Linked DNA regions of Mus musculus: all the other regions are linked to region 5. The links are chromatin loops, found by intact Hi-C in ENCODE. Cell type or tissue: heart. All regions are shown on one strand. Links, peaks and the distances in the headings refer to the core of each region. The heading gives the core; the rest is flanking DNA.

Region 1 (4,586 bases), core at 373-4,372, 160 kb after region 5:
TCTACACATCTCTACTCTTGTGATGCATGCCAAACTCTTCCTCACCCTTGTGGAATCCACGGAAGCTTGATAGCTCTGCTGCACCTTCCATCAGCCAGGCATTGTATGCACTGTGCTTAACCCTAACCCTAGCCCTAGCCCTAGCCCTAACCCTAACCCTAACCCTAACCCTAACCCTAACCCTAACCTTAACCCTACTGGCTCCCTTTGAGTCAGGAACAACCTGGGAGCCAGATGGAGCCATGTGGTCTTCCCTACAGAGTGCTTTAGTTATTTGAGGAATGCCAGAAGACATGTAACCAATTAGTGGCTGGGACCAGATTAGTGTCAGGATAATCCCGCCTCCCTCCAGGGAGTTCCCTTCTTGTTTGCAGTTGAAAATCCCTTGCTGAGAGCCCCACCAAACTCCAGGAAACACTGGGGGGGGGGTGTTCCACTTCTCCAGACTCCAGCTTCCTGATGCCTAGCCTTCGAAATACAAACCTCATTTTAATTTGCCTTTCTCGGAATGTCTTACATTAAACACAATGACACCTGATTTGCTAATTTCCCTAAGTGGCTGATGGAGGAGAGACATTTCACTGAGATTTTGAGATGGTTATGAGTTTCGCAGGCAAAAGAAATGCATCCTGGGAAAAAAATCACAGGGGTTTGTGTCCTACAGTTCTCCATTACAAAAATGTCAAGTACACATAATAGTCTAGAAATCCTATAGTAGCAAGAACACAGAGACCGAAATCACCACCAGGCAGACACAGTAGCAGGAACAGCGGGGCTCTCTCATGTCGCCATCAGATTAACATATGGTAATTAGAAATATTTACTTTTTATTCCTCATCACGTTCCTTTAAAGATATATGCTGGACATCATTTTCCTTCAAAATGCCTGTGATGGCTAATCTCAGTTGTCAACTTGGCCACATGTGGAATCAACTAAAGCCCTACCAGCTGGGCATCTCAGAGAGAGATTTTGTTGAGTAAACCATTTGATGTCGCGCCACTCTAAGTCTGGGCCACACCTTCCGGTGCCAGTCTACAGAAAAGGACATGGAAGAGGGAAGGTTTTGCTTTATTGCCTGCTTGCCCTCGTCCTCAATGGCAAATCCACCTATCGTGTTGCTGAAGCAATTCTTCAATGGTTTAGAACCTACTCTTTTGGAATTCCAATGTAGACTGAAGACTAGCAGCTCTCTAAGACTCCAACGTCAGATTGGGACTGCTAAAACATCTAGTTTCCTGGAATGAACACTTTCCAGATCGTGGGCCTTTCACGCAGGAGACAGCCTTTGTTCAACTACCCAGAGCTCAGCAGCCTTTTCTCCTCCTGAGCTATGTAGGTTTGGAGGCTGATTAACCCATGTGGCCAACCGGTGAACTACAAGGCTGTGACTCTGGGAGAAGCCCAGTCACTGCACATGACTAGCATTTCTTTTGCACTTCATCTGGTGGCCCGGTAGGGAATGGGGGACTCCAGAGTCCCATGCTCTTGACTGGAATGGACAGGACTTCAATTCTAGCTCTCTTACCTCTGAGCTCTGGCTCTCTCTAACCAAGTCTCTGGTTTCTCATCTGCAAATTCTGTGTATATCCAGGCCTGTGTGATTTAATGAAGTGAAGAAAATAAGGATCCGAACCCCAGTGAGACTGCAGAACTGGAAACGGAAAAACTGGCCAAGAAGCACACGCTCTAGAAGGGTGCATCCCACCACGGACCTGTCGGGGCCCAAGGAAGCTGCACTCCATCACCGATGTGACTGAGCTGTGAGAGAGCTGTGCTTCATCAAAGAAAAGGAGGGAGAACGCGCCACTTAGATGATTGTACATCTTCCCATTCAGTCTCTAAAGATTCTAATTCTTGCTGCCCCGCCTTTTAGAGCCACTTTAGTGTGATTGCCAAGGAAGCAGAGGCTCCCGCGTGCCCCCAGAGCAAGTCTGCTTGGGAATGAGCTGCAGAACGCACAGGAGCTCGGCGGGTTAGAACAGAAGGTGTGCTACCGAGGCCTCGTGGGACCAAAGGTCCTCGGTGTTTCCTGCCACTTCCCTACTGGTGTCTTTGATGGACGACTTGGCCTTGCTAGGGACACTGCTCTGCACATTGCAGGATGCTGAGTCCCCCACTGGGTTCTGTCCCCCAGATGCTAATGTCTACACCCCTCTCCCTTACCTGGCACGTCCAAAAGGTTTCTCTATACACTGCTTATCCTTAGGGGTAAAATTCCTTGCTTGAGACCCACTACTTTTGGTTTTTACTTTGGGCTTCTGAGCAAGGAGAGTTTTAAGAAATTCACCGGTTCTGATATGGATCAGTTCTTGTGGTCTCTGAAGTCTTCAAGCTTCTACATCTTGAGACCTAAAAGTGAGAGAAGAAAAAGGCGGTTCGCGTCCTTGGCGCCTTATCGCTTGATTAATTTTTGATATGGTGGAGCGTGGCTGTGGAAAGCACACTTGGAAATTATGCCGAGAATCCCTGATTGCGTTTTACCTGCCTGCATGCCCAATGCCAACTCTTTCCCTGTGGGAATCGGCTTCATGGTTTGCACCATGCTGCCCCGCAGCGGCCACTCGGCCTCGGTACAAGGGAGACGGTGTAGGTGCTTTTTAAGAATGGAAGAGGCGGCCACGGGGAGCCTGCTGAGCTGGTTCCTAGGCTGTGCAAAAAAAAAAAAAAAAAAAAAAAAAAATCCCTGAAGCCTTGCCATTTCCTTCCTGAGCCCTACGGCTCCTTCTTCTCACCGCCTCTGTAAAGGAAACTCAAAGCTATCCCTTTTTTACACAGAAAGCATCCTTTGGCTAGAGTGATCTGCCTATCGACAGCATTGCTCACACAGATGCAATACCCATGATGTGCTAGTAGTGATGCCCTAATAACGCTTTGCTGGATGGCTTTGCTACAAAGCTCTTTGGCCAATGCCTCCTATGCCCTCCTCACACCACCATCTTGTGAACCCCAGAGGGAGGGGTTCAGGAATAGTGATACAAATGCTTGTGTTTGTCACCCGAAGAGCCTGAGCAAGCCCACTTAACTTCTGGAAAAGCCCAGAGCTGGGCTACTGTCATTGGGTGATGCTGTAGGCTCTTTTTTTATGCGGGTGTGTGTGTGTGTGTGTGTATTTTCTTTATTTACATTTCAAATGTTTTCCCCTTTCCAGGTCTCCCCTTCAGAAACCCCCTATTCCATCCTCTCCCCCTGCCTCTATGAAGGTGCTTCCCGACTTTAAGGACAGCCTTAGAGGAGGACAGAGGCTAAAAAAGTGTGGTCTGACCTGTTAACTCTTTTCTTCTAGAATAACTTTTAAAACCATGCTTCACACCTTCAATGTGAGCCAAATTTTTATATAAATATATATATATCAATAACATATATATTCAGTGATATATATACGTATATATGTATATTCAGTGATATATATGTATATATATGTATATTCAGTGATATATATGTATTATGTATATTTAGTGATATATATGTATATTCAGTGATATATATATGTATATGTATGTATATTCAGTGATATATATGTATATTCAGTGATATATATATCGCTGAATAAAAGTATCAACCAACCATTCAAGACACACAGTGAGTTCTTAGTAGAGACCTTTTCCCCCACCAAGTGTCTCCTATTTCTCAGAAGCAAAATTTCACTTAAGGCATGTGAACCTGAATTTATTTTAGCAACTAATTAAAATAATTTAAAAGTTTAATTCTAGATGAGAGCAATTCAAGTAACTGAGCTATAGAAGCAGGTCTGTCGAGCAGCTCCTCCAAAGCGGGACAAGAAGTAAAGGCTTGGTGCAGGAGTTGGATGGGTGAAGGGGTGAGGGCCTTAGCTGTAGAACAGCTGCCCTGAACCTGCTCAAGTCACTCCTGTACGCATGTGCTTGGACTAGGTTTCTCCAGACCACAGACTTCAAGGGATAAACAGCTCTTCTTCCTCTGTTTCTCAAAACCAAACACTCCATTAATGCTGTCACAAATCGCTCCTTCTCTCTGCCCGAGTAGTTTCCAGACTGCCCTTTACAGCCATTAGGTACTTCAGAAATGGAAAGGGCTAAAACTTACAGTGAGATACTGGCTCATGGTTCCGTGTGTTTAGATATATTTATTCTTATTTATTTTCACTTCTGAGTTTTAATTGCTCTGACTCTGAGGTCCAAGACTAACACGAGTCTGAACTCCCCAAGTCTGGTAATAGATTCTTCTCCAGTGTAAAAGCAATGTCTACAAACACACATGATAAGACATGGTGAAGGGTCAGCCCCGCCTTATGGTTCAAAGTCTCCCTCAGGGGGACACTGGCTTGAGCCATCTTGAGGGTCTAAACCATATTATAAACTCTGGAGACACAAGCAGACCTCATGACCCAGGGAGCTACTCTGTGCTGAGAGAGGGAGAAGGCCGTGGAAGAGTTACACAACAGATTATTGAATCTGTTTCCTAAAAACCTTATGTGTACTGTAGTGGCTATTCCTGGTTGTCAACTTGACAATATTTGGAATGAACTACAATCCGGAATTGGAAGGCTCACCAGTGACCCTTATCTGGAGGCTTGGAGATCCTTATCTGGATCTTGGTTTGAAGATCT
Region 2 (4,586 bases), core at 172-4,171, 180 kb after region 5:
TGGGGGCCCTCATACATTTAAAGGCAAAGGAAGCCAAAGGGAAGCGTTTCTCTAAGTGCGATAAAATATCGCCACCTTGTGGATTTACGGCATATTGCGCGTCACTGTTCTCTGGCCTTTGGATTATCAATTTGCCTATCAGTGGTCAGAATCAGGCCCCAGGGAAGCCAGGGAACACACCACCTCTGAATGGTATCTTAGCCCTTTGTTTTTTCATATAGAGTCTCACTATGTTTCCTTGGACTCAAAATTGTCTTGCCGCAGCCTTTCGAATGCTAGGATTTTAGAGATCTTTTTACTACCACGCCTGCCTCCCTTTTTCTTTGAATTTTTAATGGTGCAGGATTCACAAATAATCATCAGAAAGTCTACTCTATGCTTAGATAAAAAGTGTTTTTTAAATATATTCATCTACAAAATATGTGGAGATGATCCTAGTTGAATGAAATGCAATGGACTCCCCCCACTGGGTTTAAGGGCACCTTTGGAAGTACCCATTCATACCTGACATGCGCAAGCTAGAACTTCTGTGAGTGGCCAAAAACTTAAACACTGATAGTCTGCCTCACTGTTGGCAATAGATAAGAAGACCTAATTCTTTGAAACCTGTCCTCTCCAGAGCTTCTGGCTCTTCTGTTCTCCTTGTCTCCCTTCCCACAGTGTTGCCCGGAGCCTTCCCAGTGCAATTGGTGCAGTTGGTGTGGTTAATAGAGATGTCCTGTTTAGGGCCCAGCAGTCAGTCACTTTGTCAAGTTCCGCATCACGCCACTGACTGTTGCCCACGGCCAAGGGAAGCTTCATTAAGCAAGCTTGAGAGAAGTCCTGGTCTATAGATGTAAAGAAATATTCAGAATTATACAATTTAACAGCATAATCATTTAGTAAAAATAGCATATGCTCTCCCAGGCCAGGGGCTTTTGACCAGGTTCTAGTACCTGGCATGACATTTCCTCCAACAGAACAGAGTTCAAAACTCATCAAAGTGGCTTATTACCCGAAAACAGCCATGCCACTATGGCAGAAGTGGGCAGATATTGCCTGGCAGCTCAGCATGGAAGGATGCGAGGTCTAGCGCTGAGAAGATCTTTATTTTTTCCCACCAGGAGCCTGCACAGACCACAGGCACTTGTGAAAACGAGCCAGCAAGGAGGAAGTTCTCCAGTTAGTGTGAGATTGATTTCTCTATGTCCTTATAGCCAAAGTGTGTGGTGACGTCATCTGCTGCATCATACACTTGAAATTCTCAAAAAATAAGAGATAAAATTAAAAGCTAGACTTAGGTTGTCTGCCTATGCTGGAAGCAAGAAAGCAATTCTGAGCAGAGGCACTGTGGTGGAATGGGCTTTCAGAGCAAGGCCTGGGAGACCATCCCAGCAAAGAGTGGGGCTCTGTCTTTTAATTTATATTTTAGAAAGAAATGGGCTGTGAATAACCACAAAACTAACAACAAGTCATGGTGGTACAAGCCTGTAATCTTGGTTCGTGCTTGAGGGAGTAGAGACATTGTGAATTGAAGGCCATTCTGGGCTACATGCAAGGCCCTGACCCTGAGTCAGTCAATTGATAAATCTGCCTACCTATCTCTTATCTGTCATCTGACTATACTGTGGTTTCTACAACTCTTTGTTTAGAAAACCATTTAAGGCATTTACCTTCATGTCTCTTTTGACATTTATGTTGGATTTATTTACTTATTTAAAATACCAGTCAATGCACACATTCAAGGCAGGAATCAAGCCGTTGTCAACAGGGCTAGAGGACTTCTACTCAATCATGCTGAGAGGTTGTCGCCCTCTGGTGGCCATTGTGTGTATTTACATATTTAACCCAAATTTAATGTGGTAAGGAAAAAAAAAATACAAGCCCTTTCTGGGTCTCTGAGAGTTGTCAAGTGCACATAATAGCCTTGTTGAGACCCGAAGCTACCAGTAAAGTTAAATCATTCTTGCCTTCATTAGTCCACCGCTGTCCATGAAGGTGTGAGTGAATTCTTATTCACTCACCTGGTATATCAGGAGTCACTTTGGACTGTGGGACTCAGGCACACCAAATTGGCAGTACTGTACTGAGCCGGGAGCCCAAAGCCCCAGGCTGCTCTCTGCTCTTATGACGATGGGAACAAACATGGAAAATGTGGGCTGGATGGGTAATGGGGCAAATAACTGGGGCATACTCATATGGTTCATTTAAAACAGAAAGCCCCGCTTTGTGGTGTGCTTAGTAGACTCTTGTGCACACAGCTGTTCGTGTTTGCATGCACGTAGGAAGTTCCAGAAGACTAGATGCCAAACCGGTAATATCACCGAGATGAAGATGTCAGGAGAACTGACACCTTTTCTTTTGAATTTATCATCCATTCATTTTCCAGCATAAATTTGCTTTTCCTTTGTAGTTAAGCAAAATAAAAATGCAAAAGGAAGACAAACATGTGCCCATCTTAAAGGACTATGCCCCGGTGTGTGTGTGTGTGTGTGTGTGTGTGTGTGTGTGTGTGTGTGTGTGTGTGTGATAAACAGGTTAGGAGATGCTACAATGTATTCTGTGATTTAGGACTTTAAATCACTTTCAACATTACAGCCCCGTGGTCATCTAAAGTGCACATTTTTAAAAGTTTCGGTAGAATTTACAGTTCCCTGAATTAGGGACCTGGAGGTGCTTGCTTGAACACAGACCTCAGTAGCCTGCTGCCTCCTGGAAGCTGAGCAACTGCCAGAACGAGAACTCGGGGGCCCCAGGCTCCCATTTTGTTATTTCTACAATTGTTGATGTTGTCGATGGAAGCCCTTCTGTGAATTACAAAGCTGATACTGGAAGGCAAGCCATGTTTTATAGAGCACATTTATTAAAAGCCACTCAGATACCATTTATTAACAACAGTCCTTTGTGTCAAAATACATAAAGCTCCAAGTAGTACAAGAAATTGCATGAAGTGAAAATGGCTGAGAGCGATAAGGCCAGGTCAGAACAGGTTGAAGCACAAACCAAACATGACAAGTTCACACAGGCTCTAATAAAAACTCAACTTGACAAGGGTGAATCAGAGATTTGCTTTGGAGTTTTTACCAATAGTGAAACAGAGAAGAAACAGCGAACTACAGGAGTCGCAAAGTTCCAAAAGGCACGAGTGGATTGGTTGCTAAGAAGGACAATCTCTACTAGTCTATTGAGAAGAAGGGGACAGGGACCATGGTTGGCTGATCTGGTTAACATGAGATGCTCATTCTGCCCTGGAAGAGCAAGACAGATGGAAAGGAACGGGTGCTAGCAAATGAAGGTCTCAGCAGCCGGCTCCTAACAGCCAATAAGCCTCATCCGTGTTACTGCCCTGCAGTGACCCCCACCTCTGCTCCAACCCCACCCCAATCTCCACTTCTCTTTTAGGCTGAGTTCCAACGACTGGGTCCCCTGGCCTCTTCCCTGCCTCCCTTGTGTTTAATAATACAGCTCTGTCCCTTCCCCACACAGACAATGGGAATTCAGATTTTGTTCTCTTAGAGCGGCCCCTGGGCAGGCTGGCTCCATTATACACATTTGCCACAGTGGTATCACTACAAGCGGCAACACCGTCTGACCCCCTCCACTTGGTCCTTGTATATTCTAATCTGTCTTTGACTAGCAAAGACCCCAAGTGTGCTGGTTGCTTTTGTCAACTTGGCATAAACTTAGAGTCAGTTAAGAGAGGAGCTGAAATAGAGAAATCACCCCCATCACATTGGCCTGGAGGCAAGTGTCTGGGACGCATTTTCTTAACTGATAATTGATGTGGAAGGATCCAGTCCCTATATTTGTGTGTGTGTGTGTGTGTGTGTGTGTGTGTGTGTGTGTGTGTGTGTGGTGCCACTCCTGGGCAGGTGGTCCTGGGATGTAAAAGAAAGCAAGAGGAGCAAGCCAGGAGTTGCAAACTAGTTCCTTCATGGCTTCTGTTTCAGTTCCTCAGTGAGGAAGTTAACCTGGGAGCTATGGGATGAGATAACCCTCCTATAATTGCTTTGGATATGGTCTTTATCACAGCTAAGGTCCGATGTGAGACCCCAACTGGGTCACATCATCTCCTTTGTCAAGGGCATCCTGGCGTTTCTTCCTTCGTCCCAATGTTGTTATTTTCTCAGTCTTTGCCCGTTGAGACACAGGGCACAGTCTGCTATGACCTTGTCACCTTTTGAGTCAGTCTTCAAACCAGGCAGTTCATCCCCCGTGGTTGTTTGTGTCACCCCCCACCCTACGTCCCCACCCCTGTTTGGAGCACTTTCACTTAGCACCCAAGTTCACACATCAAAACACATTGCGTAATGACAGACTACGACGTCCTAACCCAGGGCAGTAAATGGGCTATTCATCTTACCAACTCTTGGCCTCAGAAGGAGACTTGAAAGGAAAATAAACAAAGTTGTGAATTTGTGTAGGTGGAACCTTCCAGATTTCCTTTCCCAGACAGCACAAGAAAATTAGGCTAGGTGCCCACACAAACATAGACACTGCTGTTCTCTGAGTCTCCCCAGTTTTCCTAACCATGGGAGGGGAGAGAGGTGATGGACCCAGGAAGATTCTGACACTAGGTGGGTGGGGCAGTGGGGGGCTGAGGCTCA
Region 3 (4,586 bases), core at 214-4,213, 210 kb before region 5:
CAGCTGCAGCTGGAACGCTGCGCATCCCAAGACTTTCAGCTCCAGGATAAGCCATCACGGTGGAAGCACAGAGGAGCAAGTGGAAAGGAATTTGGGGACTGGCTAATGAAGACAAATGAAAGATGGCATGTGTTCTACCTGGGTAAGTGACAACCGAAGAGGAACCCTGTAAACATCCAGGAGAGCCGGTTTCCATCCCTTGGCTCAGTGGAGAGTGACAGGAGAGGAGGAAACATTCCTGCCAGGCTTGGGAAATGAGGAGCCCTGGAAGCATTGGTCCAGAGAAAGACCTAATAAGGCAGCTGGAGGAGACCTTCCTACTCAGAGACTGTTTCAGATAAAGCTATGTGATTGCATCAGGGGATTGTCTCAGAAATAGGAGGGTTGTGTGGTTCCCACCTCCCCATTCTCCTTCTCACAAATGCCAGCCCTCCACTGCCACTTTTGATTTATCGATGCACACATTTGCAAATGGGCTGCAGGGGACTTCTTCCAGAGAAATTGCGTGAAAACAGGTTTCTCAGTCAGTTCCAGGGCAGCCACACAATGAGAAGGCACTTCAGGGTTTATAGTGTGATTAGCTTAATGGGTCCAGAATGAGTTGGGACCGATTGAGAGCAAAAGACAGTAACAGGAGTGGGGTGCTGCCTCTGTGTGACTACAGTGTCTGTGACAGGAGTGGGGTGCTGCCTCTGTGTTACTGCAGTGTGTGTGACAGGAGTGGGGTGCTGCTTCCGTGTGCACTGCAGTGTCTGTGACAGGGGTGGGGTGCTGCCTCTGTTTGTGCTGCAGTGTGTCTGTGACAGGAGTGGGGTGCTGCCTCTGTGTGACTGCAGTGTGTGTGACAGGGGTAGGGTGCTGCCTCTGTGTGACTGCAGTGTGTGTGACAGGAGTGGGGTGCTGCCTCTGTGTGACTGCAGTGTGTGTGACAGGAGTGGGGTGCTGCCTCTGTGTGACTGCAGTGTGTGTGACAGGAGTGGGGTGTTGCTTCTGTGTGACTGCAGTGTCTGTGGCAGGAGTGGGGTGCTGCTTCTGTGTGTACTGCAATGTGTGTGACAGGAGTGGGGAGCTCCTCTGTGTGATTGCAGTGTGTGTGACAGGAGTGGGGTGCTGCCTCTGTGTGACTGCAGTGTGTCTGTGACAGGAGTGGGGTGCTGCCTCTGTGTGACTGCAGTGTGTCTGTGACAGGAGTGGGGTGCTGCCTCTGTGTGACTGCAGTGTGTGTGACAGAGTGGGGTGCTGCTTCTGTGTGACTGCAGTGTGTCTGTGACAGGAGTGGGGTGCTGCCTCTGTGTGACTGCAGTGTGTGTGACAGGGGTAGGGTGCTGCCTCTGTGTAACTGCAGTGTGTGTGACAGGAGTGGGGTGCTGCCTCTGTGTGACTGCAGTGTGTGTGACAGGGGTAGGGTGCTGCTTCTGTGTGACTGCAGCGTGTGTGACAGGGGTAGGGTGCTGCTTCTGTGTGACTGCCTCCCTGCTTCGGAAGGTCTGAGATGCATGTTAGGCCACTGTGAAGCTGAGCAGACCACAGCGGCTAAATGGTGCCAGGCCCAATAAACCGCTGCAAACTGTTAGATGAGAAACCTTCCAGAGATTTCTTGTGAATGCCTCTCACCTGCACAGGTTCTCTGCACTGTCCTGAGAAATGGGGCCTTCTGCACTTTCTCTTTGAAAATGGGTTGGAAAACAAAATTAGAGTAGGAAATGAAGGTTTTGGTGTGCATCATCTGTGGAGCACAACAGGTGTTTTTTGTTTGTTTGTTTTTAACTCGTTTTGAGATTATAAAACAATTGCATTATTTTTCCTTTCTCCTTCCTCCCTCCAAATCCTCCCATGCACTCCTTGCTCTCTTTCAAATTCATGGCCTCTTCTATTAATTGCTGTTATGTATATGCATATGTAAATGTAAATATAAATGTATATGTGTACATAAATACATATTCCTAACTATAGCCTGCTCAGTCTGTGTGTGATGTTACTTTGATGTATGTTTTCTGGCTGACCATGTGCTTCCCGGGGAAGACTACTGCTCCCAGCATTCCTCAGTTGCCTACAGTTCTTTGTGTGGGCGGAAGGCCGCGTGGGCTTGTCCCATCATCCACTTTAGCATGACTATTGTTGTTGTCCTTGTTCTGATCGGGTTTTAAACCGTCCTGTTGGTAAGGCTTTATGGGTTTAGCTTTGGTCATTCCTAGAAAACCCAATCCCACAGCAAATTCCCTGATCCTCTGGCTCTTGTCATCTTTGCACCTCCTCTCTCACAATGGTCCCCGAGCCTTAGGTTTGGGGGTTATTCTGTAGCTGTATCAGTAGGGATGAAGCTCTAGAACTCTGAAGTTTGACTGCTTCTAGTTTTCTATAATGATCTCTGTCTGCCTCCATGGGTTTACTGGAATGAGCTTTACTTACAGGGAAGAGTTCGTGAGGACAAATCCCTGCAAGTTACCAGAATTTTCTAGATCTTTAGGCTGGGCCAGAAGATGAACTATGCAGAGATGAAGAGGTCACCAAGAGCCCTGAGCTGGAGTTTGTGGTCACTAGAGGGCACTGGGGCCACACGGAGCTTCTGGCTTGGGCCACTGATGCTGCACTGAGCTGTACTGAGAGCCTTCCATTCAGCAAGGGCTTACTGATGACTACCAGGGGGTTTGGTTGCACCAGCGCTCAGGAGAGACGGGTAGGAAGCTCTATGGGAACTGCTTGTGGTGCTTCCTTCTCATCTCATCTCTTCTTTTCTCTTATAGCTCAGTCACATTGGCTTTTCTCTTGGTCCTTGGATGCGTCAAGTTAATGCATATGGTGTCTGCCACATGACCAGCTTTCTGGAGTCCTCTAGACACTCTTCCCAGATCATGCACTCTCATTCTTCCCAGCGCCTTTGCTCTCTTGAGGATGTTTGACCGTGTACATGTATATGTCTTTGTTTAGTTATCTCCGTATAGTAGTGACTACCACAGTGAAAGCAAGGGTCTTGTTCTCTGCTGTCTATGTCACTTTCAGCCTACGGGGTCTCTTTCATGAGCTTAGACAAAGATGTCTTACTCAGGTAGGTGGCCCGGTAATTGAACAGAGCCTACAGTTGGACAATGAGAAGATGCCTCTCCTAGGGGACATGGATCTCAGCTATAGCTTTGTAGCCAGGCTAGGAGGCCCCACACTGACTTGGGTACAAATGGTAGAATTTGAAATTTTCTGATTACTATATGCTAGGATACATCCGTTATTAAGTCAAGCCCTGACTAATGAAAGTCAAACTCATAGTGCACATTTCGTGTGAGAAGGACAGCTAGAGTGCTATTTTCCAGACTTTGGAGAGTGGGTCTAGACTGGGTCATTCTGTCAGAGGTTGCTTGGGCCAGTCACCTCTGACCTTGAGTAGCCCTGTCCAGGGCCCTGCAATAACAGTCACAGACAAGTATTATTTAAACACAAGGATGAAGGTCCTAGAGAGAAGGATGAGAAAAGGCAGCTAGCTTCTGGTACCATAGCACACTGCACCTGCTTGAAGGGTCACTCAGCCACTTACATACAGAACACAACAGCAACAAGGACTGCCTTCTGGACAAACAGGCTGCTGGGGTATGACACACAGTCCAAGGTATGGCCTAAGACAGACAAGACACAAGAGACAAAGTGGCCTAGCCTGCTAGCTAAGGCAGATGCTGATATGGAAATTGGGGCCCCAGTGTGGCTAGAGATAAACTTAGAGAAGTAAAGAGGACTCAGAAAACCAAGAGTTAGAAGAAGGAGCTAAGTACTCTTTGCACTGAAAGGAGGGAAGAAGTAAACAGGGAAGATGCAGGACCCAGTGTGTGAGCCACAAAGATTATTGCAGTGTTGGTGTGAAGCTGGATTAGAGAGTGAGAGGAGGGGAATGAGGGAAGGTGAGTGGCAGTGAGATCAACCAACCAACCAACCAACCAACCAACCAACCAACCAACCAACCAACCAATCAATTATGTGAACAATCTGAGCTACAGTTGTATCAGTGGAAATGGAGGAAATGTATTTGATAGATGTTGAGACAGCAAATGAGTAGAGCCTGTGATAAACTTTTCTCTAGGCAGCGAAAATGGACATGGTACTGGCCTGGCAGAGGAAGACTGGTCTATGGCCTTGGCAGTGGGAAGGAGGGTGACTTCTTTCCTACAGTTGGGAAAATCGTGGAAGAAACAGGCATGGCAGATGGCAGCCCTCACTTTCCAATGTCAGAAAGAAGCAGCGATGGGACAGCCAAGTGAACACATTTGAGAGGCTTGCAGGACAGACAAGAGCCTGGCCCTGGGTGTCTATGAAGGGAAGGCCACAAGCAAATGGTGGCTGCAGACAATGAAGCACGGGGATGACAGAGGGTCAATGCTCAGTGCACAACAGGCCTCCGAAGAGCCTGGCAAGAAAGAACACAACCTTGGAGGGCGTGAGAAGGAAATGAGCAGACGGCAACCAGAGGGGAGAGAAGAAAGGGCAAGGCAAAGCCACTCAGAAGGGGAAGTGGCGAGAGGGGCAGAGGCCACTCTGGGGAGACAGGCCGGGCAGGAGGCAGGCCTGCTGCAGCAAGAGGGTGTGGGAGGGGTGAGGGCTGATGA
Region 4 (4,586 bases), core at 384-4,383, 86 kb after region 5:
GCATCCCTGCACCCCTGCATCCCTGTACCACTTCATCCTCTGCACCCTTGTACCCCTGTATCCTACATCCCTGCACCCCTGCATCCTGCATCTCTGCACTCCTGCACCTTTGCATCCCTGCATTCTTGTATCCCTGAATTCCTGCATCCCTGCGCCTGTGCCTACTCACCATTGTCAGTCCAGGAATCTTTTCCCCCAGAGATTCCTGAGAAGTCTGCCCTGACATGTCTGCATCACAAGCCAGTTGTGACTTCCTCTTGTGTGCTGGATGCTGAAAAAAGCCCCACCTGAGAAGCCTCTTCTGCTAGGTCCACATCTGTAGGTCCAGGGAGGATTGAAATAGCTTACTAAAAACTACCTTAGAGTGATGGTTTAAGTGCTTGCATAACCCTTTTAAAATTCATGGCACACTATGACCCCGCAGAACATCTGGAACACATGAGCTTAGAGGCTCCCAAAATACATCATTTCTGAGGATGAGGCTATTTCCATCTGTGGGGCCTTGAGATTAATCTTGTCACATTTACATATGTAATCACAAGCCTACCACATTTGGTCGCTCACCTCTGGGAGCTGCTGAGTGACTTGCATCCTTGATTTGTGAGTGGTGAGACTTAGCTGGCTAATTAAAAGACAGAGTATGCTCTGATCAGGCGCCACCTGACCTAGATGGGAAAACCTTCCTACCTCAAGCTCCAGCCAGGTAAAGTTTAAGAGGGAAGCACTCACTCTCAGCTACACTCAGGAGCAGTGAAGTGGGAAAGAGAAATCATTTGGAAAAAGATGCAAATTGGTATAAAAGCTAAGGACTGGAACTGAAAAACTTTCTGGACTCTAAGGTAATTTATCACTAGAAGAGCATACGACTCCAAGGCTTCGGGAAGGGAATGGTCTGTATCTATTTCTGTTTTCTGTCTGGGGACAGAACTCAAGGTCTCTACCAGCTAGGTAAGGGCTCTACCACTGAGCTGTAGCAACACTATTCTGAATGTCACATATTTAAAATAGAGTTTCATCTGAGTTTATACTTTCCATGTATTGAAAATATTTATTTCCCTGTGTTCTTTTGTCTTTGTTCTCCAAGGTAATCGTCCGAGGTGGAGGACACATTTTGCCCTATGACCAGCCAATGAGATCTTTTGATATGATCAATCGCTTCATCTATGACAGAGGATGGGAACCTTATAATTCATAAGATACTTTCCTGAAACAGGAGTCTCAATCACAAAATAATATTGTTTAAAAAAAACTAAATATATCATGTAAATTTAAAATTTATCATTTTTATATTTTCAAGGTACTTTTTAGTCAATAAAAGTTTCCCTGAAACAAGTGACCTTTTGAATGACAGTTAGGGATCATGAGCACACTTAAGTGAAAATCATGTGTGTTGATTTATGGGATGAAAAAAAATGGGGTCTGAGGCACTAATGGAATATCTAATCCCTTCCAGGGCAGAAAGTGCAATAAATTGATAGACTCATAACATCATCTGGTTCTGTAAATACTAAGAGGGTTTACCTCATGATACATCTGTCCTAGGTACTTTATTATTGTTCTTGGCAGCCAGAAGCAACTAAGGAAAGGTAGACTAACTTTGGCTGGAGGTTTCAGCCCATCTCAGCAGGAAAAGCACAGCAGGGCTCAGCCCCTGGCAGCAGGAGTGTGTAGAGAGGCTGTTCATATAGTAGTGGGCCAGGAAGCAGAGCTAAAGCTGGGATGGGTTCCTTCAGAGTTCACTCCTGGGTCCTCAGAGCTGAGCCCCCGACATCCTGGGTTCCACAGCCTCCAGAATCGGTTTAACCACCTGGTAAATGATTGTTCACAACATGAGCCTGTGAAGACACTTCAGATTCAAACTGTAACAGCCTCTGATGATGTTGATGAATATTACGGAAAAAAACAAAAAACAAAAAAACAGCTGAGCAGTTCATCCCAAAGAGAGGATGTAGGTATAAGAGTCTCCAGAGGGGATTTTAAACACAGGAAGTCTCCTCATAGAAGTTACCTTGCAATTCTCAGAGACAGAAACCTTCCTTGGAGAAGAATGGTCTGTCGCTAACTCTCTGTAAGCTGGGACTCTGATGCACAGAGAGAAATCAATCTACCTTCTCTCTCTCTCTTTTTTTTTTTTGGAGTTTGTAAGCTTGGTTGCGTTGCACACATTCAGTAAACAGCCTGTAGGGCACATTAGATGAGTCGTTTTAAAGTCGCTGCTTCCTGCAATAAATAAGGGGCAACCTAACTTTATGTCATTGTTAGAAGTAAAATTTGAGCTAAGGTGTTTGGGAATATACATTCACCAGCGTTCTTCTGACTAAACGGCCACATCGGGGCTCATTTCTCTTTGGCACACGCGTCTTTGAAATTCTACAGCATACTTAGGTTTTGAGCACGCATCACTCAGGTATGATTTGGCTCACTGGAGAATTATTTTTTTCCCCTTTATTTGAAAATAGACCTGTTCCTAGAAGCTTTGCAGGTGTGGCTGCTATGTCACATGTACATCAGTAGGTGGCAGAGAGGAGAGAGGCTACATCTATGTTGAGTGTTCTGATTTGTGAATAGATGAATGTTTAGTAGCCTAAGATTCCCTGAAAAAAAAAAAAAAAAAAAAAAGAAAGCCTTAGATGACCCTCAGTCTGGTGCCTGGGGGCCTGAACAGGGAACCTGAGATGGTCATCAAGGCCCAGACAGGTTCCCAGGATGGAGTGTAAGCTGGAGACTAGAAACCTTCCTGAGACCATAGGCCTTTGGTGAGAATAAACCCAAGAGAGACAATCCTCCATACCTTGGGGTGGGCCAGGGAAGGAGCAAGCCCAAGATGACCTCCAGACAAGAGCCACGGGGCCTGGACAGAAAGCTAGCCTAAGATGACCACCAGTCCAGTGCCTCACAGGCCTGCAGGGTAGGCAGACCATACCCAAGATGATCCCTGCCCAGCACCATAACACATGAGCAGGGCAGGACACTTCTGAGACCTCTCCTGAGACAGCCGCAGACACTCAGGCCACCCCAGGCACACTAAGAAGAGCAAGTAAGTAGTAGAGAAATGGGACATAAAGGGAAACAGAAGAACGTGGTCGCAGCAAGAGGGGCAGACCTGGAGACTCGAGGGTAATTAGGAACAGCCTGATTCAAGTAGCCAATAATACCACCTGGGACCTTGGCTTGTGCTGCTACTGGAGGCCACATCTTGTACTTGCAGCAGCAGGGGTCTGTTGTCACCGAAGGCCAGGCAAACGTCTCTGATCTGAGCTGCCACAAGCCCTGTACATTTCTGGAGTTGCAGGTGAATTGCCCCAAGGATACAAGCATTGGAGCTGACCCTGTCTTCCCCTTGACCCCTCACCACCTGTGGAAGGTAGGAGACCTGACCCTGGGGTCATCAGAGCTGGAGAGCTGGCCCTTCCCCTCTCCTGCTGTAGCACTCAGGAGAGCAGACCCTGCACCATGACTGGACAGCATGGTAAAAATGGCTCTGGATATGGGGATTGTGGGTAAGCTGTCCTGAGGGTGTGAGTGTGGGAGAGCCAGCTCTGCCTCCTATCTGCTGTACACTGGTGTTGAGGGAGAGATCCCCTCCCATCCCTTTTGCCCTTGTCACCTGTGGTAGGTGGGAAAGTTGGCCCCAACAAGGTCATGAAAGCAGGAGAGCTGTCCCTGCTCCTCACCTGTTGACCTGGGCAGCACAGTAGAGCTGATTCTGATGGAGAGGGTGGAGGTGATGGGGGTGGGGGCAGAGTCAGCTGGCCCTGAGGATATGAGCTCTGGAGAACCAGTCCTGCCTCTTGTCTGCTGGGTGATGAGGTACAGGTGAGGGAGAGACACCCTCCCCTAACACCTTTGTCCCTTGCAGTCTATGGCAGATGGGAGTGCTGCCCTGGGGTCATGAGAGTAGGAAAACTGGCCATGTGTCTCACCACCTGCCACACTCAGGAGAAGGGACTCTGTATCTCATCTGGGCAGCAGGATAGAGCTGGTCCTGGTTGCTGGGGGTGGGGTGTGGCTAGTGAGCTGACCCTAAGGGTGTGAAAGCAGAAGACCTGGGCGCTGGCCAGCTCAGATACCTCTCAGCACCAGACTCAGGGCTTTGAATAGATGCATTCCAACATGGACTCCATCAATGAACTGTGCAGAAAAGCTCTGGTGCAGTTATACAGATCCAAACTACAGGATTTTTGTCAGACAAACATCTATTTTCCTTTTTTAATGTTTTAGTGGTTCTTTATGAATTTCACATCATGCACCCCAATCCCTCCCACCCTCCCTGTGCCCTCCTCCTACCCGCCCTCCACCCTTGCAGCCTCCCCCCACCCCTGACAAAATCTCATTGTGGAAGCTGTAGTGTGTCAGAGTGTGACCTACAATAAACCCTTTGTCCACACTTCTTTGTCCTCCCACTTTTTCCTCCCCTCCCATCTGGATCTACCCCTTTCTGTCTCTTATTAGAAAATAAGCAAGCTCCAAAGGAATAATTAGGAACTGATATAAGATAAAATACACTATGACAAAACAAAACAAAAAAAAAACCCTCAAATATTGGAATTAGATAAAAACAAACTAAAGGGAAAGAACCCAAGAAA
Region 5 (4,586 bases), core at 293-4,292:
ATGTTTAGGGAAGAGCCTGGTGAGGAGTCTACGGGCTTGAGGCTGCCTCTTGATGAGGAGATAAGTCAACGCTTGATAAGAGCTCAGAGGAGGTTGGGGATGATCTAAGAAGACAGGGGGAGACAACTGAAAAAGTTAATTTTCCCTATGAATGATCACAGTTTAAAGACAGTTTAATGTTGTCAACAGGAAGCACTGTGAACAACCTTCCCTGGGAACACATGGCTGTCGTAAGCAAGCTGTTCACATGTGTTGGGACTATGTGTGTAGAATTAAAATGGTTCTGCCAAGCTACTCAATGATTCTGGTTACAAAACTAATTGCTTTAAATAAAAATCCTTTTCCTTGATCAACATGGCGTGGCAGCTGAAGCATCGTAGGCAGAGAGATCTGTGCGGCAGGGTGGGGGTCCACTCAGATGCACCGGGGGGGGGGGTGTTAAGACTTTACCTTGGGTACTAATGGCTTCACTTAAGAGAGAACATGTTACGTAAAGCAAGCAAGCCTCCAGTCGTTGCATTTAGAACTACAGAGAGGGTGTCACTGAGTTACCACAGCACACTTGCCACTTTAAGCCTGCCTTGAAGTCTGGCAGTGGTGGGCTGTTGCATCCTCTTTTCTAGAATGGTGTTTCTTAGTGGAAGGGAAGAAAGGGTTGGCTAGAAAAATGTATGCAGATTGGGTTCTGGCCAAAATACTGCCCCCACACGTGGTAAGCTGTTTAATTCCCTAGAGCCACATCAATGGAATTGTCTATGTAAAATACAACCACTAGTTAGATTGTTTTGTTTTGTTTTACTGTATTCTTTTTCTCAATTAATTAATTAATTAATTAATTCATTCATTCATTCATTCACTTTACATCCTGATCACTGCCCTCCCTCCTGGTCCCCCCTCCCCATATATCCCCTCCCCCATCTCCCCTCCTCTTCTCCTCTGAGAGAGTGGAGGCCCCTCCCCCTGGGGATCCCCCCCATCCTGGCGCATCAAGTTTCTTCAGGGTGAATCCTCTCCCATTAAAGTCAGACAAGGTAGCCCAGCTAGAAGAACATATTCCACATAGAGGCAATAGCTTTTGTTATCGTCCCTGCTCCAGTTGTTCAGGACCCTCATGAAGACCGACCTGCACGTCTGCTACATATATGCAAGGGGCCTGGGTCCAGCCCGTGCATGTTCTTTGGTTGGTGGTTCAGTCTCTGAGAGCTCCCAAGGGTCCAGGTTAGTTGACTCTGTTGGTTGTCCTGTGGAGCTCCTATCCTCTTCAGGGCCCTTAATCACTGGTCAGATTTTTGTTGGCTTGACACAAACACCTGGGAAGAGGGAATGTCAATTGGAGAGTTACATCTATCAGATTGGACTGTGGAGTATTTTCTTGATTAGTGATTTATGTGGGCAGGCGATCTTTGGAGGTATAAGAAAGCAGGCCGAGCAAGCCAATAAGCAACATCCCTCTGTGGCCATGGATTTGGTTCCTTCCTTGAGTGTTTGCCCCAATTTCCTTTAATGATGGATTATAACATGTAAGATGAAATAAGAGCTTTCCCACCCCAGTTGCTTTTGGCCATGGTGTTTATAACAGCAATGAAAAGCAAACTTAGAACAACCATGTTGATCGAAAGAACTGAAATCGTTGTCTTTAGTCCCTGTTCCTGACATACTGACTCTCCATTTCAGCAACGTGTTGATGTGCAAATAGAAATCATGTCTACTGTGTCTTGTTATCTATCTCTGACTGTAAAGCTGGGGTCTGGTCTGGCTGGAGATACCTTTAAAAAGTCTAGAGTATGCATAGCTGACGCTTGGAAGGTGACAGGCCACATCAGGACCAGTTTAGATTTCAGGAATTTTGCTTTTATGAAGGCACACAATCGTTTTCTTTGTCCATCATCGAAAGTAAGTAGTGGGATATGCTGGTGTAGATAGTTTCACGGACAGAAGAGAAGAAGTGCCTCCTTGGGGCTGGCTGTTCATCATGCAAGAAACATTGAGGAAAGAGTAGCCAAGTTTGTGACTGGCCACCAGGGGTCGCCAGAGGAATTGAGAGGCCAGTGGATAAACTGGATCTAGTTCTTTTCCTTTCCCCTTACTTTCCCTCCCTCACTTTCTCCCTCCCCTCCCTCTCCTCCCTCCCCTTTCTCCTCCCTCCGGAGTCTTGATTGGGTCTTTCTGTGTAGCCCAGGCAGTCACACTTCTGTCTTCACTTCCCTAGCTACTGGGATTGCAGGCTGCCACGGTTGTTGTCGGTTGTTGTCTGTGCACCAGGACAGGGCTCAGCCACTTGTGCTCCACCCACGCGCAGGGCATCTGCTGTTGTTCTCCGTGTATCTCACAAGTCCAGGATTCCTCTGCTCCTTCGCATTTCATCGTGTCTTCCTTCTCTCAGTAGCTCTCGACATGGTTATACTCAGGCCCTTGACTCATTCATAAACTGTTTCTTTTCTTCATCTTCAAACAGGTAACTCTTTACCCGGGGCGATTATCCATCTAAGCCATCCATCCCAAGCTTGAATAGCCATCTCAAAAGCCCTGCCTTTGAGTCCTCAATCGCGTGTTCCTCTGCCCACCTGCCCCTATATGTAGCTACACGTAGCTGTCTTCCCACTCATCAAAAACCCAACCTGAACTGACACTTTAAAAAAGGTAACACCAGACGCTGCCTGAAAGAAGTGTTGTGACTGTACCTGCTGCTCATATAAATAACAACCTGTGCTTCCAGGCAGAGGGCACGGAGACACAGCGAAAGTAAGGCATGGACTCAAGGACACGCAGATATAAAACAGCTAGTCGGAACTCCAGTCCTGGCAGTGTAGCTCCCATAGCCACACTCTTTACAGAGTACTTTTTTTTTCTTCCTGACTGTGAGTAGGAGCTAACCCACAGCTTTGGGAGAGCAGACAGTGTGTGCTATTAGATGAATTTACACACTGTGCTGGATGCATGGGGCATGGTGGTGATGTGACTCACTGCTGCGGAGAGACACCCCACAACCTGAGGTCCAGTGACCACAAAAACAGCATGGCCTTATCACTGTGCTGTGTCTTCAGCGTATGTAATGTCCATAAGTGGAGCACATGTGTAGAGAAGAGTCCTCAGACATCTCCGTGACTAAGTTTAAGAAGTTAGACTTGGGATGGCAGGGGGGGGGGCGGTCTTTAAAAATCCTTAATTCCGAGTGTATACCCCAGAGCCGAGAGATGGTGGGTCTGAATGTACCCACTATCAAACCTGAGGACCTGACGGCCCCCTGAGCTCCATGGCAGGAGAGAACCAGCTCTCAAAACTTGTTTATTAATGCTCACAGGTGCCAGTTAATAAACAAATAAGCAAAAAAATGTACTGAGATTTAAAAAGAAGTACTCTGCAATATAAAACGTATTGATGAAGAAAATCACTTTAAAGCTTTGAGATGGGAGACCTAAATGTCTTGAATCGTAGCTAAAGTAAGATTAATATTTTCAAAAGTCTGAATTCCATCCTACCTACCACCAATTAGCAGAAGTTCCTTATTTCAGTGGCCCCCATGTTTGCAGTGAGGTTTTCTTCGTCATGTCCTTGTGCATTTCTCCTCTTTCCTTGGAGAAGGGCCTCACCTCACAAGTGAGATCTGGATATGTCATGGATTATCTATAAGAATGTTATGCCGTTCGTGTGGGCCATAGCAAGTATTGTCTATCCTGGTTATGATGTCATGATTCGTCACACAAGCATGACGTGCTATGGCTGACTCTCGGGTACATAGCATTAAATAGCACCTTCATATCGCAGCACCTGGTTCAGGTATGGCATCAGTGCATAGGCTGCTCAACTCATTGAAGGAGAAAGACACATGGTAGGGGTTGGGTTCTCTTTAAAACCAGGTGCTTCAAGGGCCGCTGAGCACCAAGGAGGCAGGTCAGCTGAGGTTGGAAGTCTGCTAGCATCCCAGGAATGCAGGGTGCCGTGCTTCACGGCCTCATGAGAACCCTGTTTGGCACATTGCTGTTTGACTTGTCCTGTAGTGTGGCCTCTTAGGACCAGGCTATTTTTCTGAGTGTCTAGAGATAACCTTAACCCTGCCAGGTCACAGGAAGGTGGGGGAGAAGAGAGTATTGGAGATTAGTTGCCTAGGAGACTGAAAAAGCAGGCTCTCTATCATCTAGCAGGTCTCTAGCTGTTTTTTTGCTTGTAAGAATCGTCGGGGGAAAGCTGAGAGTGCCATCCTACTCCACACAGGGGTCAAGGGGTGGGATAAGGGGAGTACAACTCCTCTGGCTTCAGTCAAGGCAAAGTCATTTGAAAAGAGATTATCCACATTATTTTAATCTATGACCAAGCTTGAGGGCTACTGGTCCACTGCTGTATAGGAACCTAGGAAGGTTCTGAGGGTTGGGCATCCTGAAGTCAGTACCCCAGCACCCCATACTTCCAAGAGGCTGGGAAGGGTGGGGATGACTTCCTTCCTGTTCTCCTGGTTTTCCTACCCCTTGTTATATGGAGTTTGATTTCAGTACTGGGTGAATGAAAGTATAGGGGGCTGGGGGTCCTGGTGAGTGACAGAGGTTCTGGGGAAAGGTTTTACTCATGTGGATAGGCAAAGCACACAGTGG
Region 6 (4,586 bases), core at 360-4,359, 270 kb before region 5:
AGCTGCATAACAAATCTGCCAGAGGCTCAGAACTCTCCTTAGGACTCAACTTCTTTCTCTGCAAGTTCCATTCAGGGCTTACAGGAAACCTGTTTCTTGCCTAGTCCAGCGAGGCAGAGGGAGGGATGAAAAGTCTTCCTGAAATTATGGTGTTCTACTGGCAGTGACCGAACCACATAAAATGCCCACTCTTGAACCAATCAGTGGCCAGGGCAATGTGATTCTCCCATCAGCCTTGAGCTATAATCCTCTTCCAAGATGACATCTATAAACTGAGAATGTGTGGGATGAGCATCAGGGTACCATTTCCAGGAGGTGTTGAGTAGATTCTGAGTAGCAAAATGACAGCTATTCATTGTGGGAGACCGGTGGAAGACCAGGTGTGCAGACAGACACCACACAAGAACAGAAGGCCACACCTGTGCTGGGCCAGAGACACAAGACACCACCCCCATCTTAAGCTCTGAGCCTCAGTTTCTCATCTGTGTAGGGAGGAGGGAAAGGTCAGGTTGGTGGATCTTTATTGGCTATGCAATCACATCTCCATTCACAGTTTCTCCATCCATGAAGTCAACCAACCAAGGACCGGAAATACTTGGGTAACATGTATTTGAACATATATTAACTTCTTCTTGTTATAGTTTCCTAAGGGATGCATTATCACTGTGAGCTGCATAGATCTACATGTATTCACCGTCATACGTAACAGAGAGATACTTCACAACACTTGGGAAGAGGTGTGTGGTTCATGCAAACACTACCCACAGCACCAGGGACATGAGCATCTCCTGGAGCCAATTTCAGGTAGATAGGAAGGCCATCTGCATATGGCAGAATTACCAGGGCTCCATTCTATGTGGCCGATTCCTCTTCAGACCCACTGGAAGTGGGTCTGCACTCACAGAGGGCAACGCCTTTGAGAGTCCTGTGGGACATTATTCCTCCTCACTGTATGGCTTGGGTTAGGTAGCAGCCCAGGTAAAGCATCATTTACCTCCTCAGTCAAAGGTGATGGCTGTGGTGCGGTGACCCCTGAAACCACCCTGGAGACCTGCACGTGCATATCTTCCTGAAATCAGGTTCTTGGTTCATTGGTGTCTGTTATGAGCAGCAGGTTTTGGTGGGCCCATCAATGTTGGGAGCACCTGAAGGTCAGTCCATGATGCTAAACCAACGTTCTTCTAAGTGGTTGCTACTGTAACTAATCCTTAAGAAATTGCCCTTTGTTAAACATTGCTCATTTTGCATAAAGATTTGCCTGTAAACGTCTATATAAACACCCCTTCTCTTTGCAACAAATATCTGAGCCCAGGGCTTCCTTCCATACTTAAACAGTTTACCATCACAGGTGAAGTGCAGGATCAGACGTGTGACTCCGGCAGCCTCCCACTAAAGCAGATGCTGAGAGTTACATATACGCCAAAGCAATGCCGAAATGCAAACATTTTCCTTATTTTTGAAAGCAGGGCTATGCTTCATAAAATGCACCATGTATACTTGATGACCAGATGTTCCTACTGGTACTATATCTAAATAAATGAGTATTTAAGCATTTGAAATTTAATATCTAATATAGCAAATAGCAATAAGATATAGTCAAGTACTCTTTGGGATGTTCTGTAAGTTTAAACAGTCCAAGAAAGTTCTGGTGCCAAGAAGTTTGTACACTTCTGGCTCCCAAATCAGCCAGTCGGATCCCTGGGGCAGCCCAGGCTAGCAGAGCAGCTTTTGCAGCAAGCGAGCACACATTGAAAAACACCCCCAGCAACCTGACAGCCAAGTATGCGCTATAAACCCCAAAGAAGTGAGGATGCTTCAGCGAGTTCACTGCTGAAAAGTTGTTCATGCTCATTACTCCCACATCTGCCAAGTTTGATCTTTGAGGTTGTCCAAAGTATAGCACACTCCTCCTGTCTACCACAAGATGGCAGTGTTGCACAGAAAATAGCCAATGTTTGGGCCAAGTGAGGTTTTTTGTTTGTTTTGTTTTTAAAACAGGATATAAAGGAGGGTTTGTAAAGGGGCTGACACACACACACACACACACCTGTATCTCCTGCAGAGCTCTAAGCCTAAGAACAGAGAGGGGGTGGGGGGAACTGAGGCTTTTGGAAGTCAATCCAGGTCACAGATGACCTAACTCAAAGTCAGTTATTCCTCTACAGCAGGGGCTCCTAGCTCCTGCTACACATTAGTACCAATAGGAACTTCTAAAATTGCAGGCCTGGGACTTATACCAAGAGTTAAATATAAATGTCTGGTGCCTCTGTTCCTTCTTTCTTTTATTTCAGCTGGTGCTGAAAACCAAAGCCGGGACCTTGCACATGCTCGCCCGTCTCTTTACAAAGGTCAAGCATGGCTTCTGGTTGTTTTTGAAATTCCTCAGTAAATTCCAGTGTGCAGCCAAGGGTGAGGACCAACGCATCATACACTTTGTCACCACCAGTTACGTCTACTTGGGGCATGCAGAGTTAACTGCGGCAATTCCCGCACACCCTGGGGCCTCTATCAAATGTGCCTCCATGTGAGCCAGTGCACACCTGTGAAGGGCTGGGAAGGACGGCCAGAGTCTAAGCTAGGAAACAAGAGTCTCTGAAACAGAAAAGCAGCGAGCTGAGGTAGAATGTCCATCTTCTCTGCCTGGATCTACCTCCCGGCTCATGGCCCAGGGTCTCAGCCCGGGTAGCACTAGATAGGGGAACCTCAGCAGCCTCTGACTCCACAGGTCAAGAGGACTGAACGCGTTGTCTGTTGTTTGGTTGGTTTTCCTTCCAAAACTCTCATCTACATAAAGGGAGAGCTCCCCTCACCTTCACTGCCCCACCCCACAACCAGGTCAGCTGTTGCTCAGACCCCTGATAAATCCGTGTGGTTAGATTCTGACTTCAAAACAATAGCCAGTAAATCCTGGCTTCCTGAGAGCATCAAGCTAGTTCAAATCCATTCACGCAGCGATTCTCCGTTCCGTTTTTATGGCCGTGTGTGCGTGGCAGGAAGATGGATGACCACAGTCATTACTGTACCTGTCATTTTCACTAGCCAGGCTCCGCTCATCTTCATTTACCCTTGACTCCTGAGAGGAACCTGGTTATGTCAGTTATTTCCAAAGAACCTCCTGAGGAGAGAATTGGCAGTTTTTCTGGACCCTGTAATCCAAGCAGCTCTAGTCCCACCTCCTTTATATCAATGGTCCAGTCCCCACCAACGCCCCTCTGTGTGTCTGTGCTCCGCATGCATGTGTGTTCATCTACGTGTGTGTGTGTGCTGCGTGTGTGTGTGTGTGTGTGTGTGTGTGTGTGTGTGTGTGCCTGTGTGCTGCGTGTGCATGCCTGTGTGTGGGGTGCATGTGTACATGTGTGAGTGTGTATGTGTTCATGTGCATATCTGTAAGTGTGTGTGTGCTTGTGTGTGCATATGCATGGATGTGTAGGTATGAGGGGGTGTGTAATTGAATGCAGCTCTTCAGCTTGGCTAAAGGCACTGGTCAATGTTCTACTTAAATCTAATGGACACAGAGAAACTCAACATCCCAAAACCAAGCTCCCAAGCACAGCACACAGTCGTGAGCCCATCTGAGAAAGGGACTGTAGCATCGTCACATGTAAGGCATGCTGGGCTTCGGAAGCCAGTTAGCTTTGTACAGGATGCTATGAGAACCATGCTGACTAAGGGCATAAGGACTGCTGTGTGCTTGGGCTGGCTTCTCCCACGCTTTTCACTACCACACTCTCTCTGATTCCTGTCTCTCTTGCCTGGCCCCTATCAGTAGACTGGACCCTGGAGGCTGCACCCTGCTCCCTGCACTGTGCCCCTGGACTTTGGCTGGGTTTGCCCAATGGGAAGTGCAGGCAGAAGGTAGAAGGAGAGAAATTGGGGGCTGGGAGAGGGACAGTGATGTGGGGTATCAGTTCCCACTCCAGTTCTCATGAACCTTCCAGAATCTTCCTGCTACCCCTGGACCCTTGAGTAAGTGGTGGTGGCCCGCTCTGGATAATCCAAGGGAAAGTTTTCCAGTTCAACCAATTCTCTTGAGACTTCCAGCCTTCTGCTTCCTGCAGGGGTCCTGCTGGGGCCACTAAGTGTGATATGACTTCACTTCAGATCCGGCTGATTCAGGCAGGCACCTAGTGCTGTAATGGACACACCTCAGAGATCTTAATTATAAGTAGTCTACATGGAGTGAAGATTAAGGCAGCATTTTCTGAGCCTTTGAGAGGTTTCAGAAACACCCTGTGTTTCATGTTTCAGTCTCCTGTCATGTACAGCAAAGCATCTGCTCAGACGGTCTCTGGATCCCCTCTCCTCTGGGCCCTGGCTTCTCCTCATGCAGCAGGAGGCTCACAGCCCCTGGATCAAAGAGCTTGTCCAGAGAAGAGCCTTGACCTGGCTCTGGGTGCATCTGAGATACACTGATCTTCATTGTGAATTTGGCTCCGTTTGTGACATTGCATTATCTGCTCCTGCTTCATTCAACAAGTGTTTGCAGGTAAGCACTTAGGGATGTGCGGGGATTCGGAACCAGGAGTCACCAAAAAAAAAAAAGGCTTTCACCTGGATGCGTAAAAGCACCAGATCACAAGTTCCCC
Region 7 (4,586 bases), core at 442-4,441, 75 kb after region 5:
TCTCAAATCACTGTGAGACTGTTGATTTAGATTCGTAGAAAAAAAAAAACGCTCTTATTTATTCAGAGCGTCAGCTTCCTTTCTCAAAAGCTAGCAGTTTTGTTCTGTGCTGCAATTATGGGGGGTTTGGTGTGTAGTGATCTTAGATAGTAGTGCATCTGTGTCCCTCTCTGACAGAGAAGGACTTGTATGGGGCAGTGTCTGCTTTAAATGCCAACCAGAGTGTTGGTTCTCAACCAAAGCACTGGCCAGTGGCCACTGGACACAGAGGATTCCTTTCTATTCATTGTTGCTCAAATACTATAAGAGGCTGGTAGATTTCTATGCCAAAGGGGAGAACGTCTATTGTTTCAGCCTGTGTAGTCTTTTAATGAGTAAACTTAATGATTTTTTCCCCCAGTTATTCCACAAAGCTTCTTAGCGTAGGACAAGGGTCTTCTATGGCTTGTCTTCAAGAGGTTGCTGAACTTAGAAGGAAGAAAAAAAAATCATGTCTTTATTTTTACTAACCCTTTGCTGAAAGAGTATTTCCTTCCATTGTGAATTATGAAATTTGGCATTTCCTTTTACTTTTGAGTGTCGGAAACGCGTCCCAGTGGTGTTGGCAGTGTCTTTGAGTACCTCACCAGAAAGAAGAGCTATTTGCATATCGGATTCGCTGTCACAGATCCTGCTTTTGACATCTGGACATGACTTTTATGCTCACCATTAGTTGAAAGCCACAGCCTTACTAAAGTGCATGGGACAGTGGCTGAGACACGCCCTTCGATGGCATGCTGCTCCCAGTCACCTGCTGCCTCCGACTTGGCCCATCCTCTCAGTAGTGCCATTCTATCTCAATAGTGAGGTTTCAGACTCCTCAGTAGATTGAGTTGTCTGTTTATTTGTTTAGACCTGAATCCAGATGTCCATTACTTCTACAGTGATTTGATCCATCAACCAGGGACAAAGCCATCAATCCTTGAGCCTTTTGAGGGATACTTCCTATCTAACCCGTGCTATGCCTGGGCAGGTCACTGCTCTACTCCCTAGCTGGGTGACATCAGACAAGCTATTTGACTTGTCCCAATGGTTCCCCACCCATGACACATTAGATTTCTTAAACTGGCTGGCATGGATAATAGTGTTCATCTCTGGTCTGTTTTCCCTTGCACAAGCATTGCTATTGTTGAGTATACACTCAATATCTCAATACTTAGTCTTAAAGAGAGAAGGAAAAATTCACAGGAAGTTTTGGTATTGTGATTATTGAGATAATGTACACTGATTACGCTGCTGGACACCCAGTGAACACGTGGTATTTGCCTCTCTCTGTGTAGCCGTCTCCTACGTTAGTCTGTTTTCAGTGGGCAGGAAACTCCCCTCTGTGTTCATGGGGTCAGTCACTGATAGTTAAAAGTTCAAGCGATTAAATTACTTCAGTAATGCTTATCAGATTGACCTGGAGCTGGGCCCAGTTATTGCTTCTCTGCGGGGGGAGGGAGAAAACCATCTCTATTTGAATTAGAGGTAGGGAGAGCCGAGGTGGAGTTTGCCATTCATTTTTCTATAAAGCGCTCCATTGATAAAAGTGTCTAAGTTAAACAAGAAGTTAGTTCTTTCCTATTTTCTTTTAATTGCCTGTTTGGAGATAGGGGCTCACCATATAGCCCACACTGATCTCAAACGTGCATTCCTCTGGCTCCGTCAGTGTTGGGAATACAGATGTGTCTCACCATGCCCGCATCCAGTATTGAATTATTTCCAAACCCTCCAGTCTCCTGGTTCAACAATGATCTGAAACACACCTGTTGACAATAAGGGAAGAGCACCCAGCCTTTCATTTTCTTTTCATTTGTACCAAATTTCTAACATATGGGGGGAAAAAGAAGGGAATTGTAGCAGGCAGCGGGCAAGCATCAAAACAAGAAGGCGAGCTCCCTGGGCCTGCGCTGTCCAGGGTGGGGAGCTCCATATTTATTTTTGTTTCTACTCTTTATTTCTTTACACAGCAGCCTGAGTCCCAAGGTTTAGCTTCTGGCAGCTCTGCCTTCCTGGAGCTGCTGTGTGAGGGGACTTCCAGCTTTGGTCTTTGTTTCAGCTCTGTTGCTTTGCGGAGTCCTTCCCACCTACTGGGTTGAGACAGGGCCTAACCTCATCCTCTCTCTGATGGAAGACCAGAAAAAGCCACAAGTCTCCCACCGATCCCTGGTTGAGAGCTTGGCAGCATCAGTAGGCATTTTTTTTTCTTTTTTCTAGTTTAAAATTAAATACTGAAGGCATGCTCCGTAGTCACAACACTGTGGAAAGGTGAGACAAAGCAGAGATCAATGCCATTCTCTTTGCTGGCAGATTAAGAAATCCAGTGTTCCTATGACCCTGGCCTTCCCTCCCCAACTCCCTCCCTACTACCTCTGGAAGGAAACGTCTTGTGTTTGAAGTTTATCATTCTCTTCCTCTGCTTATTTGTGTTAACAATCCTTTATATACATAATCTTTTTCTACAAGTATGTGCTTTGTCTTTCTGTGCTTAAGCCCACATAAAGGGACCGGTTGGTGTGTGTTTTGTGGTAATATAACTTGTGCCAGCCTACACTGGCCTGGCGAGGTTCTCCCACATTGGTGAACTCAGTTGTGCTGTTATTTTTCAGTGCACGATCCGGTTGTGTTATTTACCCATCTATTGCTGGTGGACCCTTAGGCCACTCCCAAGGCTTTGTGCCTACAAATGGTCTCACTGTGAACATTCTTGCTCCCAACTCTTTGTGCCTATGACGTGACTAGATAGCATGTGTCTTCCACATTGGTTGTATCCTTGAGTCTAAGAGGTCGGGTTATTGAACACGGGTCTTCTTCCTTGTTATTTTTTACTCACCTGGGCTTTTTATGTGAGGGAGGCTTCACATCTTTTCTGTGCCTTAATGCTTGCGGTTAGTAGTCTCTTCCTCTTGCCTTCCCGCCGCCTACTTTTCTGGCCCCCATCAACTGCACTGACTGTGGAACACCCATGTCTCCGGGTGCTTTGGTTGTAATAGTGTTTGTTTCTTTCTATGTATCCCCTTGCAACTCAACTCCATCAGCCAGTGGTTCTGCAATAAAAACCAACTAGTCAGCAATAAGAAACAACTAGTCAGCAACAAGAAGCAACTAGTCAGCAACAAGAAACAACTAGTCAGCAACAAGAAGCAACTAGTCAGATCATCGGGTTCAGCTGTTCCTTGCAGCTACAGCCCAGCCTTAAACAGCAGGAGAGAGAACCCGATTCTTTCTTTCAGAATCCTTCTCATTTCCATCACCTGCCCATCCAGACAAGGAGGAGACAGGATTCAGCTGGTTTGCTCTGCTGAGATCCTGCTTTGCCATAAGCCTTACCAGAAAATGAAGGAGAGCCGTCATTGCCCCCCCCCGCCCCCCCCACCCCCACCCGGTCCTCAGCTGGCATCTCTCACATCTGCTTTGTAGTCTCCTGCTCTCGTTGGCCTGGTTCGATTCATTCCCTAATGCTCGTCATAGAAACCACAGAGAACTACTTAAAAAGCACAGCAGTGCATTCATACAAAGCAATAAAAATAGTGCGACGTTTAGGGGAGCATTGAAACGCCATAAGGGCTTTCCCACACTGAAAATTCCCAAATGGAACTCAGTTGCCTTGTGGCAGTGTTCTAAAGGATGCCGCACAAGAGCATGCTAAATTTGTATTTATAACTGCCATTGTTTAATTCTTTCCTTTCCCAGGAGCTCCTTAGCTGATCTAAACTCATCCGTTGACCCTTGCCTCAGTACTTTTCCAAACTGCAAGTCTGGTCGTGCTTAAAGCCTCCAACTTGACTCCCTTGGCTGAAGTCTAAACTCTACTTGGCTTAAAGAAGACTTGCTCAGACTACAGACCTGCTTCCTCCCCCCCCCCCCCCCCCACTTCCCAGTTAGAATTCCGAGGGACAAAGCAAGACACCATTCACAAGTGCTGAACCTAGCAAGCCCCATGGGTTCTCACACCTGCCTGATTAAGTGCTTGCTGCTTGAGCTACTGAACTACCCCCCTTTTGCCTATCAAAACTCAATTCTCAGGCTCGGTCCAGGAAGCCCTCCTTGATTCCGCTCCTTCTCTAGGATTCTGATTAGGTACATGCCCTATTGTGTCTACTACCCTGGGCACCACTGAGAGCCAGCTTCTGATGGACATGAAGGCGCTTGAGGCTAAATAACGTGTCATGGTTGGTTACACACCACTCACCATAATCCCTGGCACGGAGCGCATTCAATCCAAACTGCTTCCGTTTCATCCTTAGACCTGTCTCTCCTCTCCTTCCCTTCTCCCTCCCCCATCCCTCCTCTCCTATGACGTGTGAATTTTCGTGTGCATTTTGATCCATCTCCCAGGGAAAGCGATGTCTTCTCTGCACTTAGAGAGGGCAGGGTGTCTTCTAGGCACCAGACTAGACATGCCGAGATAGTGAATCGTTTAGAACAATCCGGGGCTGTGTTGTTTATTTCAGCCACAGACCATTTCCCTTCTGTGTTCCCCGTTCTGAAACATGGTGTTATGAAAGAACTCGCAGGCTTCATTATCCTGCTGCTGAGGACAGCATCCTCTCCTTTCAAAGACT

The links. Peaks named below come from ENCODE experiments on the same cell type or tissue, not always from the same donor. Only the 100,000 strongest peaks of a DNase experiment are listed, where the experiment ranks them.
Region 1: it touches region 5 in a loop (6-fold over the local background); 33 of 42 quality-filtered maps call a loop at or near these places.
Region 2: a loop joins it to region 5, with 8 times the contacts of the local background. A loop is called at or near these places in 37 of 42 quality-filtered maps.
Region 3: it touches region 5 in a loop (2.8-fold over the local background); 12 of 42 quality-filtered maps call a loop at or near these places.
Region 4: it touches region 5 in a loop (2.4-fold over the local background); 12 of 42 quality-filtered maps call a loop at or near these places.
Region 6: it touches region 5 in a loop (5-fold over the local background); 27 of 42 quality-filtered maps call a loop at or near these places.
Region 7: it touches region 5 in a loop (2.3-fold over the local background); 12 of 42 quality-filtered maps call a loop at or near these places.

The regions. Positions count from the first base shown.
Region 1 is chr6:53,792,782-53,797,367 of GRCm38, reverse strand. No RefSeq gene overlaps it. Among named protein-coding and RNA genes, the nearest start is that of Tril, 26 kb to the left of the region's middle. In heart, for the core only: CTCF peaks have their summits at 1,379 and 2,555; a DNase peak (open chromatin) is centred at 2,557; H3K27me3 peaks cover 854 bases.
Region 2 is chr6:53,778,563-53,783,148 of GRCm38, reverse strand. No RefSeq gene overlaps it. Among named protein-coding and RNA genes, the nearest start is that of Tril, 40 kb to the left of the region's middle. In heart, for the core only: a CTCF peak has its summit at 1,797 (motif pointing left); no DNase peak of the experiment used is centred there.
Region 3 is chr6:54,162,952-54,167,537 of GRCm38, reverse strand. All of the region lies in intron 1 of Chn2 (chimerin 2), which reads right to left. Among named protein-coding and RNA genes, the nearest start is that of 9530036M11Rik, 13 kb to the right of the region's middle. In heart, for the core only: a CTCF peak has its summit at 2,531 (motif pointing right); no DNase peak of the experiment used is centred there; H3K27me3 peaks cover 342 bases.
Region 4 is chr6:53,870,023-53,874,608 of GRCm38, reverse strand. Cpvl (carboxypeptidase, vitellogenic-like) reads left to right here. Exons shown (of 13, transcript NM_001289713.1): 13 at 1,085-1,330. The coding sequence ends at 1,195. Gm22910 (a small nucleolar RNA gene) reads left to right here and starts at 2,461; the gene lies at 2,461-2,592. In heart, for the core only: a CTCF peak has its summit at 2,505 (motif pointing right); no DNase peak of the experiment used is centred there; H3K27ac peaks cover 265 bases.
Region 5 is chr6:53,956,071-53,960,656 of GRCm38, reverse strand. The region is part of intron 3 of Cpvl (carboxypeptidase, vitellogenic-like); the gene reads left to right. Among named protein-coding and RNA genes, the nearest start is that of Cpvl, 20 kb to the left of the region's middle. In heart, for the core only: a CTCF peak has its summit at 2,009 (motif pointing right); a DNase peak (open chromatin) is centred at 2,096; H3K4me3 peaks cover 403 bases; H3K27ac peaks cover 665 bases; H3K27me3 peaks cover 259 bases.
Region 6 is chr6:54,226,448-54,231,033 of GRCm38, reverse strand. The region is part of intron 6 of Chn2 (chimerin 2); the gene reads right to left. Among named protein-coding and RNA genes, the nearest start is that of Gm15527, 26 kb to the left of the region's middle. In heart, for the core only: a CTCF peak has its summit at 1,905 (motif pointing right); no DNase peak of the experiment used is centred there; H3K27me3 peaks cover 242 bases.
Region 7 is chr6:53,880,751-53,885,336 of GRCm38, reverse strand. All of the region lies in intron 12 of Cpvl (carboxypeptidase, vitellogenic-like), which reads left to right. Gm33716 (a long non-coding RNA gene) reads right to left here and starts at 4,301. Exons shown (of 3, transcript XR_377691.3): 1 at 4,214-4,301; 2 at 2,855-3,068; 3 at 2,236-2,279. In heart, for the core only: no CTCF peak of the experiment used is centred there; no DNase peak of the experiment used is centred there; H3K4me3 peaks cover 421 bases; H3K27ac peaks cover 182 bases.